Linked DNA regions of Homo sapiens: region 2 is linked to region 1. A link is a loop called in an ENCODE intact Hi-C map of the cell type or tissue named here. Cell type or tissue: B cell. All regions are shown on one strand. Links, peaks and the distances in the headings refer to the core of each region. The heading gives the core; the rest is flanking DNA.

Evidence for each region. Peaks named below come from ENCODE experiments on the same cell type or tissue, not always from the same donor. Only the 100,000 strongest peaks of a DNase experiment are listed, where the experiment ranks them.
Region 2: it touches region 1 in a loop (23-fold over the local background); 4 of 110 quality-filtered maps call a loop at or near these places.

The regions. Positions count from the first base shown.
Region 1 is chr11:5,887,221-5,894,798 of GRCh38, forward strand. OR52E5 (olfactory receptor family 52 subfamily E member 5) reads left to right here and starts at 5,988. Exons shown (of 3, transcript NM_001005166.5): 1 at 5,988-6,050. The region is part of intron 2 of LOC112268071 (a long non-coding RNA gene); the gene reads right to left. In B cell, for the core only: a CTCF peak has its summit at 4,166 (motif pointing left); no DNase peak of the experiment used is centred there.
Region 2 is chr11:4,633,010-4,640,587 of GRCh38, forward strand. OR51D1 (olfactory receptor family 51 subfamily D member 1) reads left to right here and starts at 4,468. Exons shown (of 2, transcript NM_001004751.3): 1 at 4,468-4,744; 2 at 6,768-7,578. The coding sequence starts at 6,782. In B cell, for the core only: CTCF peaks have their summits at 4,053 (motif pointing right) and 4,254; a DNase peak (open chromatin) is centred at 4,072; H3K27me3 peaks cover 1,024 bases.

The sequences.
Region 1 (7,578 bases), core at 1,774-6,773:
GTAGGAAATATTTTATTTATACGTGAGAGGCTTCATCATGGGTCCCAAGTGGAGATCAAGTAAAAGGAGAGGTAGAACGAGTAGCCTGGGTTTGGTGTTGGTAATGAGAAGAGGGAGACCACAGAAACTGAGTACAGGTGCAAGTAGTATAGTGATAAAGAGAAGCTGAAATCAGCACAGTCTTCATCACTGTGGTCCACAGTACTGAGTGGTAAGCACAGACGAGCATCCAGGCCCTCAATAGCTGTACCATATATAAACATGCTAAATAAAGACAAAGTTTTTTTCTTTTCTCAGTGATATGAAAGCATCTGTGACATGTATAATGCAACTTTCTGGTTAAATATATTGATGGGAGTCGGAAAATTTTAATATAAGCGTAATAGTGTCCACAGTGTAGATGGGAGTGCACCATAATGCTGGCCCTGAAATGGTTCATAATCAAACTGGAACACCACACTTAAACATGGCTGAGCAGAGTCATTGTACTGGGATCCCTTCTCTGGACAGTAGTTTTCTTTCACGAAATCAAACAAGATGGGACCAGAAGGGTGCTGACAAGCTGAAGAAAAAAGACACAAAAGATAAATATAATTGAGAAAATGGTGACAAAAGGAATGCCAACCTGAAATAATAGTATGAGAATCCAGTGTAAGTGTTTATTCAAATGCAAAGCTAAGGATGGCCATCTGGGAAACACAGAATCCAAAGAAATGAGGTCAATGCTCCAAAGTTGAAAAGTTAAGGTTTTACTTATGTAGGCAGAAAGCAAAGAAATGTAGCAGAATTAAAGATTTCCCCATACAAACTTGATTTATGAGTTACAGCACATTGATTAGTTATAGCTTGTTTTCTTTTTCCAATTTAAATGAGTATTTTTAACATTTTAACTTTGACAATGTAATAGTCATGAGGTCTTTGTGTAAAACAAGGAAGAAGGAAGTTAATCAATAACGAAGATCAAAAATAAAGAGGGAAAGGGTCTTCTCTGGCACTCGTTAGTCTTTTACAACATTCTAAAAAACAATGTAGGTAATGGAAAAAGGCTAATTTATAATCAGGCAAACAAATACTACAACTTCCTAGGTTACAGCTATCTGTTAGTGACTCAAGTCCTATAATCACATTCTTTTAAGGCTCAAAATAATTTAAAGTTTCAACAGCTTTGGTCTTGAATTACTTATTTTCATTAAAAAAAGACATCAATGCCAGAGTTAATTATATTCTACTGGTATTGAATATTCGAAGACTATGCCATTTTCCATAAACCTTGCTCACCCCGTCAAGCAATCCTTCTCCTTAGGAACCCTTTATGCATCACACGGTATTCTACAGAATATGGAAACCAGCCTAGCTCATAGACTCTTATGGGATAGTAAGTGTGAGAATATTAATGCTGTTTATCTCTAACTTTATGTTACCCACCAGCACTTTGGGAACAGACATAATTCAGTGTAACTGAAAATAAACTTCCATGAAGTTCAATTCAGATACAGTATCTTCTTGAATATGTTCCAACATTGCTCCATTCAATTGGTTTATTGATCCATAACTCCTATATCAGTCAGAGCCTTGCTATATTATCCTGGTTTCCCAAAAAAACCTTTTTAAAATTCCAGATGCCTGCAGACTTTTCCATTTTTCTGGTGCCAAATTTGAAGAAAATTCTCAACAGTTTTCCAAAGTGATTTCACCATTTTACACTTCTACCAACAAAATATGAAAATCCCAATTGCTCGACATTCCCACCAACATTTGGTGTTGTCAGTCATTTGAATTTAGCTACTCTAGTGAGTAAAAAGCATTATCCCATTGCAGTTTTAATTTTTATTTCTCTAATAACTAATAATGATGTCAAGTATATTTTTAGCTCTTATGGGCCATTTTAAAATATTCGCTTGTGAAGTATCTATTATTCTTTTCCAACAACTACAAAATTAGCTACTTTGAGATATATTTGAATGTAGTTCAAAAGTCTTAAGAAATTAGAATCCAAAGATAAAACTACCTATTTCAAAATAAACAATAAGAGCAGTAAATTTTACCTATACTTATACATGTTTCTATATACACATGGATATTTATAAATATACAGATGATCCTTGATTTACAATGTTTTAATTGGACAATTTTTTGACTTTAGAATAGTTTGAGTATATGCATTCAGTACTTTCCTTGACTTACAATGGAATAAAGCCAAGATCAACCCCTGGTAAGGTGTCTGTAATACCATTGTTATTACTAACAATGTCATGTCTCTTGAAGACAATCTAGATCTTCTTACCTCTTGCATTTCCAAATTCCATTTATTTCATGCTAATTGCATCATTACTTTGGATGCTGCATTATCCATTGTCCTGCTCAAGAATAATGCCTTCAAAATATTGAACAATATTTTCAATGGATTTGTTTCTTTTTTAATTTTTATGGATACACAGTAAGTGCATATATTTATGGAGTACATGAGATGTTTTGATACAAGCATGAAATGTGTAATAACCACATCATAATCCAGCAATCCCACTGCTGGGTATACAAACAAAAGGAAGAAAATCAATATATAGAAGAGATATCAGCACTCCAGTGTTTGTTGCAGCACTGTTTACAATAGCTAAGATTTGGAAGCAACCTAAATGTCCATCAACAGATGAATGGATAAAGAAAATGTGGTACATATATACAACGGAGTACTATTCAGCCATAAAATATTTTCAAATTATCATGGGTTTATTGCAGCATAACCCCATTGTAAGTTAAGGAGCATCTATATATAATATCATATATTATGTATTGTATATTATTACATGTGATAAAAGTAAGTTTAAATAGAAGAATCTACAGGAAAATCTAAGGCTGCTTATTGGCAATATTAGTGAAGGTTCTAGAAAGCATAGTTAGCAAACTCAAGCTGACCCCTTAAACTAAGACAAATATATAGGCACAGTTTAGAAATTCCACAAGAGACTATAAGGATAGTAAGTGTGGGAATGTTTACTCTGGGGTCCAAAGAGGAGAAGGAGTTCCTGGCATCTGGAGGCCCAGAGAGCATTGCAGATAGAAGTTGCAATTTATTTGGAGGTACTCACAGAGCCCGTGGTGACCTGCAGGTCACCTGCAATGAAGGAGCAGGTGGGAACCAGAATAAATATCTCGACCTCACTCACTTCCCCCTCACCTGCTGGTGCTTCCTATTTTCTGAACCCAAGCAGATTCTATGGGACAAAAGAGGCTATTGATACAGTACATAGTCATGAATCTCTTAGGACACAGAGTATAGAATGGACCTAGAGAGGCCGAAAGGAGATCTCCAGCACATTGGCCCACATAAACAAAGGGCTGGAGGAAAATTCTGAACAAACATGAGGCGGCCAATATTTTTATATATTCTCCTTTCAATTACTATTGTGTGCTATTTATTTCAGTATTTATTTATTTGTAGCATTAGATACTCTCCTTTTTGTTCTCAGAATCCTCTTAGAATCATTTTGAATTTTTTTGTATTCTTTTAGACAGCCCAAGAATTATAATGCTGATAAAAAATCATTTGGACTAATATACTGTGAAATATAATCTAGTATGTTTGCACTGAGAATTGAAATGAGAATAAAAAAGTAATGGAATAATCACCAGGCATATTCTTAGTTTTCTCATAATTTTAGAGTATTCTCTCTGTAAGGCCAAAAGTAAAATGAAAGAACATTTTATATGCTAGGGGTATTCTTCTATGTGGTTTATAAGATTCATGGGTATTAAGGAAAACTTTGGGCTTTCCAAAGCTTTAATTAATATTGTAATTCAAAAAGATCAATATGATAATGCATAGTAAGATATATCCAATTTTATAGGAAACATTAGAAATAATCAAGAAAAGTCACTAACTTTTCATCCTTTACATTCTTTTATTGTAAAAGAAATCAAAGCTCCCTGAAGAAATGATTTTGAACTCAGAGGTATACAAATAGAGATATAACAAAAATATCTTGAAAACTTAGTTAGCACAATAGCTCATGTTCAAGAAATGTAGCTGATTTGACTTTCACGTATACATAATGCTCAAATGGCACTTGCTGATTTAGCCTGTATTTAATGAGCATCTAATTATTATGTTGTCTAATTCATATCAGGAGCTCAATAAAAGAAGGTTGAATCAAGGAACATTGGCTTGTAGGATGAGCATGACTGACATCTAGTGGTAAAAATAAATACTTTTTTGTAAAATTTATTTATTTATTTTGTAATTTCAACTCTTAGATTTAGGGGCTACATGTGTGGGTTTGTGACATGGGTAGATTGTGTGATTCTGAAGTTTGGGGTATGAATGATCCCATCACCCACTGATATGGTTAGGCTCTGTGTTCCCACCCAAATCTCATCTTGAATTGTCCGCATAATCCCCACATTAGGGTTGGGACCTGTTGGGAGGTGATTGGATTGCAGGGTTGGTTTCCCCCATGCTGTTCTCATGATAGTGAGTTATCATGAGATCTGATGTTTTTTTAAGTGTTTGACAGCTCCCCCTGCACGGGCATTCTCTTTCTCTCTCACCTGCTGCCCTGTAAGATGTGCCTCTTCCCCTTCCGCCATGACTGTTAAGTTTACTGAGGCCTTCCCAGCCATGTGGAACTGTAAGTCAATTAAATCTCTTTTCTTTATAAATGACCCAGCCTCAGATATTTACTTATAGCAACGTGAAAATGAACTAATATACGCAGGTGGTAAGCATATTACCCTATAAGTAGTTTTTCAACCCTTGTCCTCGGCCTCTCTCCCACCTTTAGTAGTCCCCAGTGTCTGCTGTTCCCATCTTTATGTCCATGTGTACCAATAAATACATTTCCTGAACAAATAAATGACAGTCATTTAAATGAACAATCTAATGAACTAAAAAGGTAAATAACTTTTTCTACTGAATATTTATTTATGTTATTGAACACCAAAAATTCTACTTCAAATAAGGAATAGAAATAATGTCCATTTAATAATATTTAGATATATTGTCAAACACTCTGCTGTTCTAGTCAAATGCATGATCTCACTTACTCTGAAAAAAAAAGTGTGAAATGTGTTTTGTCATTTCCGTCAGCCTTGTGAATCTATAAGAAGGAACAAGAAGCTGATAGAGGTTAAGAAATGTTTTCCCAGCTACAGAATCTAAGAAAAAAATATTTAAATTTATGTTGCCTAACTCCAAAGTGTTAACTTCAGAGATAATGTTGTAAAAGATTTGTGAAAATGCATAGCCAGTGTTAATGTATTAATTAATTTCTAACAAGTAAGTGTTGAGCACCTTCCAGACATTACCTTATTATACTGTTACAATATTGATATAATTTTTTCTCATTTTCCATTTGAGAAAACCAAGACTTAGAATGGCAAATGTAATTGAACAAGATCACAGAATAAGAGAATCAAAAGATCATGTTCTTAATCTGTAGGTTAAACTGCTTTTCTTTCTGTATATATATATATTCATTTTGATATTTCTATTAATATTATGTATCGTGTTAGATGCATTACACACTCACAAAAATCATGGAATGTAATTCTTGTAACAGATATATCTCATGAATTGGAAACTGAAGTTAGAATTCTATCTCTGCCATTTATTAATGTACATATATTTCAGAGATGACTTTAAGGCGATGCTGGGTTCCTTCTTACAGGGCTCTTTTCTTGCCTCTCTGTCAAGAGTAACTAATCACCTGATACCACAGTCAGATTTAAGGTGTAAGTGTGAGGTCATTATGCCTCTAACTGAATAGACCCCTGGGACCTGTGCAGGGAATGTACCCACTAGAGGATGCACAGATCATCAGCAAGCAGAAGGTATCTCTGACAAGATAACCTAGAGCCCTATCCTCAGGAGTAGGGAAATTTTCTGTTTTCTCTCCAGGTCCAGTGACACAGCCCACACTTTAGGGAAGCCCTTCCCAGGGGACAAGAATTCTCATATAACTCCTTGGCTCTGAATAGTAAGAACTATGTCGCATACAGGTTGCAGTCTGGGGTATCCGGTCCTTCACAGACAATTTCTCAGATGCGGGGCAGAGGTAGGTGAGTCAGCTCCTGGTTATGCTGAAAGAGGGTCCTCAATGACAGTAACTAAAGTGATTTGTGGGATGATGGAGCTCCAGTGACTCGGCCAGAGTCTCTGTAGATAGGGCCATCTTCTAAGGAAGTAGCAAGAGAAAGAGATAGTAGTTAAGAAAAACCCAAATTCATAGCTGTAGTCAAGAACAGACTATTACTTAAGGACATGATAAAGGAAGAAAAGCAGTAAACAAACTTCAAAGAGCATTCTGAGAGTTAAAGGAAAAGAGAAGGATAAGTGTTTTAAAATTAAAAAAAAAAGAGCATTTCATGAAGATGAGAAGGATGTTAACAGATCATTCCCTGGTTATAGCTGTGTGGTCTGCTTTTCAAGACCTATGCACCTATGACTAGTTGTTAGGAATCTCAGATGCTGAAACCTCAAATTTTCACCCGTCCCTGGAATTGCCCTCAGATCCAAGGAACTGCCTCATCTGAGGTCATGTCGCATCACACAGTGTGGCCCATTGCCAACAACTAGATAATATAGAAATACAAAAAAAATAAAAAAGGCTTACTTTTTTTGTGTGTGTGGGACAACTTAGAGAGATCAAACCATCTCCAGAGCTTCATATCGTATCATTTGAGGCTTCAGATGTAACTACATGATAAAGAAGTTTGTCTTCTGATCCAATCCTACCTTCCTGGCTTCTTTATAAGCATATTTTCCCAGAGCCTTTCTCAAAAATCTTTCTGCCCGCCATTCTCTATCTCAGATATGTTTTTAGGAATTCAATCTAAAATACTATATATAACAATAGGGAAGATTATTATTTGCACTCAACTTTCAATAGCCATTTGTGGATCCTGGCATTAAAAAAATCATGTTATCATGGAGATAAATATGACACTAGTTTTGCCTTCAAAGAAATTATAACCTAGTGGTAGATATTCGCCAGTGGTTCTCAAATTGGAATAAGCATCAGAATCACCTGGAGGGCTTTTTAACAGATTACTGGACCCCTCTTCAAGAGCTTCTGATTAAGGTGGTCTTAGTTAGTGTCCAAGAAATGTCATTTATAACAAGTTACCAGGTGATGCTGATGCTATTGGTCCAGGGAACTCATTTTGAAAACCGCTGATAACTCACGTAACAGAAAGATAGATTGGCCTTTGGAAAAATAGGAAAAAAAAGAATGGATAATCTTGAAATAAGCAGATTGAGGCAGGCTATGTAGATTGTATGTTAATAAATCTAGGCTATGTACTATAGTGGTGACTAAAGCTAGACAGGAAAGTCTCCTCATAAGAGGAAATATGAAGAAAGACATAGAGAAGAAAGCATGCAGAAAGTTTGAAGTGCAGTTTGACTGCAGTGTGGAGATGATAATACTGTAAAGATAGGTTAAAATTAATGTTTAAGATTCTTCACTGCATTTTATGGAATAAAGACTTTTTTCATAAGGATATGGAGCACTACTGAAATTTTATTCTTATGGCTCAGGGGTCGGTGCCCTTTTTCTATAAAGAGAGAGAGAGTTAATATTT
Region 2 (7,578 bases), core at 1,550-6,549, 1.3 Mb before region 1:
ACTTAAAATCTGGATAATGGTTGATAGATGCAGCAAGCCACCATGGCACATGTATACCTATGTAACAAACCTGCATGTTCTGCACATGTATCCCAAAACTTAAAATTTAATAAAAAAAAACTACTAAACTATTTTCCGGAGTAGTTGTGCCATTTTACATTCTCGCCTGCAATGCATTAGAGGTTGTTTCTCTGCATCTTCACTAGCATTTGGAGATATGCCATGCTCACTTATTTATAAAATAAAAGATCTATTTCTAGATAATTCCTAATGAAATTTATAAACTGCAAGTGAAAAAAAAAACTATCTGGCATGCATCTAGACAGATATACCTACAGAGGAAAGCTAAATCATACTGGCTGGCATGTAAGCTCCACAAAAGCAGGAGAGTTTGTCTGTTCTGTTCATTAAAGTGTTTCCATCACTTAGAAGAGTACCTGTCATATATTAGGCACTCAATAAATATTCATGGATGAATTAACTGCATTAAGAAGTCAATCTTTACTTGAGGTCATAAAAATATTCTTTTATATTACTTCAGGAAGGCTAATTGCTTTGCCTTTTGTACTTATATATGAAAACCACAAAGATTTAATTCTTATAAGTAGTGTGAATTTAGGGTTCAAATTTTATTTTCTTCTATATGGATATTCAGTTATTGTAGTATCATTTAATAAAAAAATTCTCCTTTTCTGATTGCCTCACAGAATTACCTTTGTCATTTAACAACTGGCTGTGTATGAGTGGGCATACTTCTGAAATTTTATTTCCATTCATTGGCTCAACTGTCTATCCCTGAACAAATACCACATATGCATAATTACTATAGTTTTTAAATTTTTGATATTTAGTATATAAAATCTCACTTTGTCCTATTCTTCTAGAGTTTTGTGGCTAATTTTGGCAATTTACATTTTTATGTATATTTTAATCAAGCTTACCAAATTTTACACAATCACCAATTAGGATATTATTGGGAATGTATTGATTCTATGGAAAAATTTGGGGGCTAAGTAGATTCTTCACATTATCGAGTTTTCCAGTTAAAAAGAATAGTGTTTTCTTCCATTTATTTAGGTCTTCTTCAGTGTCTTTTAAGGATGCTTTGTGGTTTTCTGTGCAGAAATTCCTCTACATTCTTTGTTAGATTCACTCTTAGACATCTGATTTTTCTGTTATTGTAAATGCTTAAAAATTTTATAAAGAAATACAGTGGAATTTTGTAAGTTGACCTTGTATTCAGCAATCTTTACATACTCATTTCTAATAACTTATCAATACAGTCTTTTGGATTTTCTACATATACAATCACTAATCTACAAATAATGACTAATTTCATTTTCTAACTCTCATATCATGTTTCTTTTTCTTGCTTTATAACAGGTTATTAACACAAGGAATCATTTTTATCTTTAGGTACCATTACACTCTTTCTTTTCATGGGAGGTTGTAGGGATTTGTGTGTGACACACATATCATTATCTCGTAACAAAAAACAATGGCATTGGTCATCTAAAAATGAAATTTGGATACTAAAGAAACAAGAAAACATCTTACAGGAAAGACCTTCTTATAGAAATAGCACCTAAAACAGAATCTAAATAAATGTTAGTTTTTAGAGGAGGGAAACAAAGAGGTTGACCATTCCAGATAAAACAAGCATTTGAGCAAATGCTTAGAAGAAGGTGTACAGATAGAGAACTTTATTTAAGGAACTAGAAAGATGCCAATGCAGGGCCGTATTGAGGGAGAGTTGAGGTGTCATGAGATGGGGCTGTCGAATTAGGCAAGTTCATATCTTTTAGGACCTCCTAAGCCATGAGTATATGTTTGGCCAAAGCTCTCCGTTATCCATTGGACCTTTAGCATTCCATTTACATTGAGTGATTTTTCCTCCCTTCTTTCCTTCAAAAAATATTGAAATATAAGTAGAGGGAAAACTATTATTTTTAAAGTCATACTTTGGGTCACCTTAATAAGATCTATTCTTAATACTGTAAAAAGAGAAAAAAAAATGAATGCTTGAAAAGTGCCTGTGGAAATTACGCCAACTAGGTACATAATGTTATTAATATTAATAATAATTTAAGCGGCCTGCCCATTAAACATGCCTCAGTTGAAGTCATAGAGTTGTGAGGTATGAGTGCAGATCAACAAGACCAATAATTTCTGCCTTAAGAGTGGATAGAAGAGGACTCTGTTCACGTTTCCTTTTATACATACACATTAGTGTCCACCCTCCCTACAAAGATACGAAGATATGTTCATAAGTATGAAAAATAATATCACAACGTTAAATGCTATCAGTAAAACAAAGAGAAAAAGGGTAAAGAGGTCCCGCCAAGATTAGGGGTCAAGAAAAGTCTTTCTAAGCAAGGGTGTTTAAACAGAAAAGGCTAAGAATTAAAACTGGGAATAGGATGAGTGTTTTTACCAGGGGAAAAATATATGTGAAGGCTGAAGGGTGAGAGAGAGCATGGCACATTGAAGATGTGGAAATATTTCGGGTCCAATAGGACTTATGTATGCAAAAAGGGAGGTAAAATGGTTGGAGATGGAGATGGAGAGTTGCACTGAGATGGCTTATGGAGTTCCTATGAGTTGGGTTCAGGAGTGTGTTCATTCTACAGGCAATGGGGAATTCAACTGTTCATTCTAAAGGCAATGGAGAATTGCCATGAACTGATATGTGTTTGGAAGATCACACTGGCCACAGCATAGACAACAGATTGGTAGGGAAGTTCTTCTGTGAGTCTGACCAGTGAACAAGTTATTCTGATGATCTAGGCAAAAGACTGTCTTGGCTTGGAATGAAGAAAAGGCAAAAAAGATGGAGAAAGATAATCAGACTCACAAAATAGATATCTAGTAGATAAAATGAACAGAACTTGGTGACTGATTGGATGTGGTTGGAGAGGAAGGTGAGAGAGAGATGGGGAGAAGGCAGGGATGATGATTTCTAAATTTTTGACATGGCCAACAGAGTGATTTATATGACAGGGAACATAAAACAGACAGGGAGCGGGGTCCGGATTGAAGAGCAGAGATGATGAGCTTAGTTGATAATGAAATCAATGAGCTTAGAAATGATGAGTTAGGTGTTGAGTTTGAGGTGCCTGAAGGACACCTATGTCCAATAGACTTTACCATATTTGGAGTTTAGGAGATTGGTCTGGCCTGCTTGGGTGATGAAAGCTACTGGACAAAGTAAGATTACTCATAGTTACTATATAGAGGGGGAAGACAGATTATCTTCCTGGGCCATAGCTACCAGTAATGTGAGGAGTAAAGGACAAGGAGTCTCTCTGCCAACTCCATCCTGTTGACATTTAGTCTCTTCTAGTTCCAAAATACACATTTTAAAATCTCTGTGGAGCTATAAATCCTCCCAATATTGTCCATTTCACTCCTCTGTTCACGTACAAATATCTTAAAAGGGTTGTCTACATCGACTCTCTTCATCTCTTCCTAACACACTCCTCACACTGCTTCACTCAAGATTCCATCCCCCACCCTGTTATCCAGGTAGCCAGTGACCTTTGATTTCAGTCTTTTCACTGCTTGATCTCTCGGCAGCTTTCTGAACTGCTGACCAATCTTCCTTGTCAATATATTTTTTCCTGTCTCTTTTGTGGCACTGTCTACTGGATTTCCTACGTCCTTGGCTCTTCCATTTGTTTTGACTAGTAATAATGAACACAAACATTCACTGGAGACTTGCTAGTATCTCATTTCGTTTTTCACATTAAATGCTTTCACACTAAATGCTTATAGTAGTCATACTATTAATAAATGGGCGGACCCAAGTCTGTTTCCTTCTAGAGCCCCATGTTCAAACAAACATGCCACACGGTCTCATTTCTGGAGGGACAGGACATCTATGATTAGCGACCCAAGGAAGAAAGGGTGGGCTTGAGAGGGTGAGAGGGAGAGCTAAGGGGCAGCGCAGAGTAGTGGAAAGAGCTCAGATGCTAGAGTCAGTTGGGTCCTTGGTTCTTAAAGGCATCATCCTCAGAGCCATTGCTCAGGGACGGCCACGAGGCTGAAGATCCCCTGTGCGACCACAAGGTGGCAGCATGAAGAAGCGAGAGTCCCTGACACAGCTTCGATCCCCTTGGGTAGTTAGTGTGTTCGGAGCGCTGGTATCCCTGCGTGCTTTCTGCTGAGTGCCCACCCCTCCATTCCAGCAGGTCCTCTCTTCCAGCCCCGTTATTCCTCTTCTCCTTTCCACCCCGCGACACAGCCTCCCTCTAGTCTCTTGAGCTGGGCTCAGAGGGATAGTGATAGAGCTCAGTCCCTTTGGGTAGGAGTCAGGGCTCAGCTTTCCTTGGGCGTCTGAGCAGAGCGTCAGTGCCAGGGAGACCCGACTCGTTCACTCTCCATCACTCTACACACTCCTGAGGGGCCCCAGAGAAGCTATAATTGGGCGGCCTCCATGCGCTGGGGAAGCACTGGTGGTGAGTGTAGCAGGCTCAGCCCAGGGAGGTTAGGCAACGGGAGGGTCCGCAGAGACAGGCACAGAAGGCTCATTGCATAAGGAAGCCGGGACTTGATCAGTCAGCTTGGCTGCTTGGAGAGGTCTTCTAGTGTACACCTTTTCCAGATCACAGTAGCCCGGTTCCTGGACCTTGTTCCTACACAGAGGAATTTCTTCAAGCCTGTGAGACCCGTTCCAAGCTTTGCCTATCCTTTGTCCCAGGACAGGACTCCTCAGTTCCTGCCTCCTACTCTTCACTTAAGCAAGGCAAGGGGAATTACTTTACCAGGAAAAAAATGTGTGTGAGTGTGTACGTGTGTGTGTATGTGCACGTGTGTGTTGTGGTGGTGCTGGTGGTGATTGGTGATGAAGAAGGAAACTGAAGCTGGGCTGGAAAGTTGAGTTAGAGGAACACTGTGAAGGGCCTTGTCTGCATACTGTGGAGTTACTAGTTCTCACTTTATCTGGAAAGCTATGGGAATCACTCCTAACTTGCTCAGCAGGAGCCCCAGGTGTCCAGTTTTGCTGTTTAGATGGCAGTGGTGTGGAAGGTGGTTTGGAATAGACTAGGTTTGGAGGCAGGGAGGTAAGTTGGAAGGCTCTTTTTATAATCAGGGCAGAGTGGATAATATAATTAAGTTGGGAGGAGGTGTATTAAGAGGAACGGCCCCAATAATTAATTGGAAAAGTTGAATTGCATGTGGGGGTGAAAGAGGAGACGGGTCAAGATGAGACCAGCTGCCCTGACTTGGGTGATGTGGGTTCTGAGCAGTGGCATTCTCTGAGATCAGGAACAGGTTTGGAAGGGGTCCCTGTTAGAGGCAAGATGAGTGGGAGGCCCATAGGCTATCCAGGTAGAACTATCAAGGAGGCGGTAGGTTATATGGCTGAATCTCAGGACACAGGCTTAGAACAGTGTGGTCTGTAGAGAGAAAGAAGTTGAGCCTGGGACGTTGTGTGATCACCAGGGAGAGTAGGTGGAGGGAGAGGTGTGTGTGCCTGTGAACACTGTGGAGTAACAGCAGCAGCACTGGCTGATTTTCTGTTCATGTCTCAGCTGCATCTGATTTCCATGACATGCTCCTCTTGCTGAGCGCAACCTGGGACTGACTCTCACCTGGGGCTTGAGAGATCTTGATGGCAGATGCTGCTTATTGTTCGTTTGGGAGCTGGAAATGGAAATGATAGTCCCTCTTCATTCACCTCCCTGCCCCCAAGAACACCAGAACAACTTTCCCCAAAGTTCTCTGATTTAAAGCACAAATTTCCTAGGGGAAAGGGGCTTATCGTTTTTTGTTTGTTTATTTGTTTTGTTTTGTTTTTGAGTTGGTGTCTCGCTGTGTCACCCAGGCTGGAATGCAGTGGGGGTGATCTCGTCTCACTGCAGCCTCTGCCGCCCAGGTTCAAATGATTCTCCTGCCTCAGCCTCCTGAGTAGCTGGGATTACAGGTGCGCTCCACCAAGCCTGGCTAACTTTTGCATTTTTAATAGAGGCAGGGTTTCACCATGTTGGCCTGGCTGGTCTCGAACCCCTGACCTTGCGATCTGCCCACCTCGGCCTCCCAAAGTGCTGGGATTACAGGCGTGAGCCACTGTACCTGGCGGGGCTTATTGTTTTTTAAAAAGATTTCCAAAACCTTGCCCTGGCAATTCTGATTTTCTGGGCCTGGAGCAGGACCTGGAGGGATGGTGTTGTCAATTACTTTAGATGTTTCTATCAGGAAAGTTTGAGAAATGGTATTCAGGCCTAAACACAAACCTCTCTTGAAATCTCATCCCAGACTGAGCCCCTGCTCCCTATCTTAAATTAGATTATAGTAGGTCTTAAAGTCAGCTGTAGACTGAGCCTCTAAATCTGAACCCAGACCCACCCTAACCCCAGGATACATCAGAAGAGCTGGTCAATGTGGACCATTCTGAGCAATCCTGCAAGTCTACTCTGATGGGAAAAGGCTAAGAGCAGTGCCCTGGGCAGCAACATCAGCTCTGAAGATGCAGGACTGTGTTACATGTTTTATGAGTGGGTCTTCACACACTGAGATTCATGGGACAGTAATAGAATCTGCTTGTGCAGCACTGGGGCCTTGGAGGGTCAGGGTAAGGCTCAAGATGTCCAGGAAGTTGTATATAAGGAGAATCAGAGCAGAGAGAGACTAGGGTTCAGAATTACCAGGATGACTTAGTCCTGTTTGTTACTGTCACCACTCCAATGCCTTTTCCTCATTAGTCCTTTCTCTCCTCTGAGCCACAACTAAATGATGTTTCTACTTTTCCCTTTCTACTTTCCTAGACCCTGGATTTTGTATGCAGAAGCCCCAGCTCTTGGTCCCTATCATAGCCACTTCAAATGGAAATCTGGTCCACGCAGCATACTTCCTTTTGGTGGGTATCCCTGGCCTGGGGCCTACCATACACTTTTGGCTGGCTTTCCCACTGTGTTTTATGTATGCCTTGGCCACCCTGGGTAACCTGACCATTGTCCTCATCATTCGTGTGGAGAGGCGACTGCATGAGCCCATGTACCTCTTCCTGGCCATGCTTTCCACTATTGACCTAGTCCTCTCCTCTATCACCATGCCCAAGATGGCCAGTCTTTTCCTGATGGGCATCCAGGAGATCGAGTTCAACATTTGCCTGGCCCAGATGTTCCTTATCCATGCTCTGTCAGCCGTGGAGTCAGCTGTCCTGCTGGCCATGGCTTTTGACCGCTTTGTGGCCATTTGCCACCCATTGCGCCATGCTTCTGTGCTGACAGGGTGTACTGTGGCCAAGATTGGACTATCTGCCCTGACCAGGGGGTTTGTATTCTTCTTCCCACTGCCCTTCATCCTCAAGTGGTTGTCCTACTGCCAAACACATACTGTCACACACTCCTTCTGTCTGCACCAAGATATTATGAAGCTGTCCTGTACTGACACCAGGGTCAATGTGGTTTATGGACTCTTCATCATCCTCTCAGTCATGGGTGTGGACTCTCTCTTCATTGGCTTCTCATATATCCTCATCCTGTGGGCTGTTTTGGAGCTGTCCTCTCGGAGGGCAGCACTCAAGGCTTTCAACACCTGCATCTCCCACCTCTGTGCTGTTCTGGTCTTCTATGT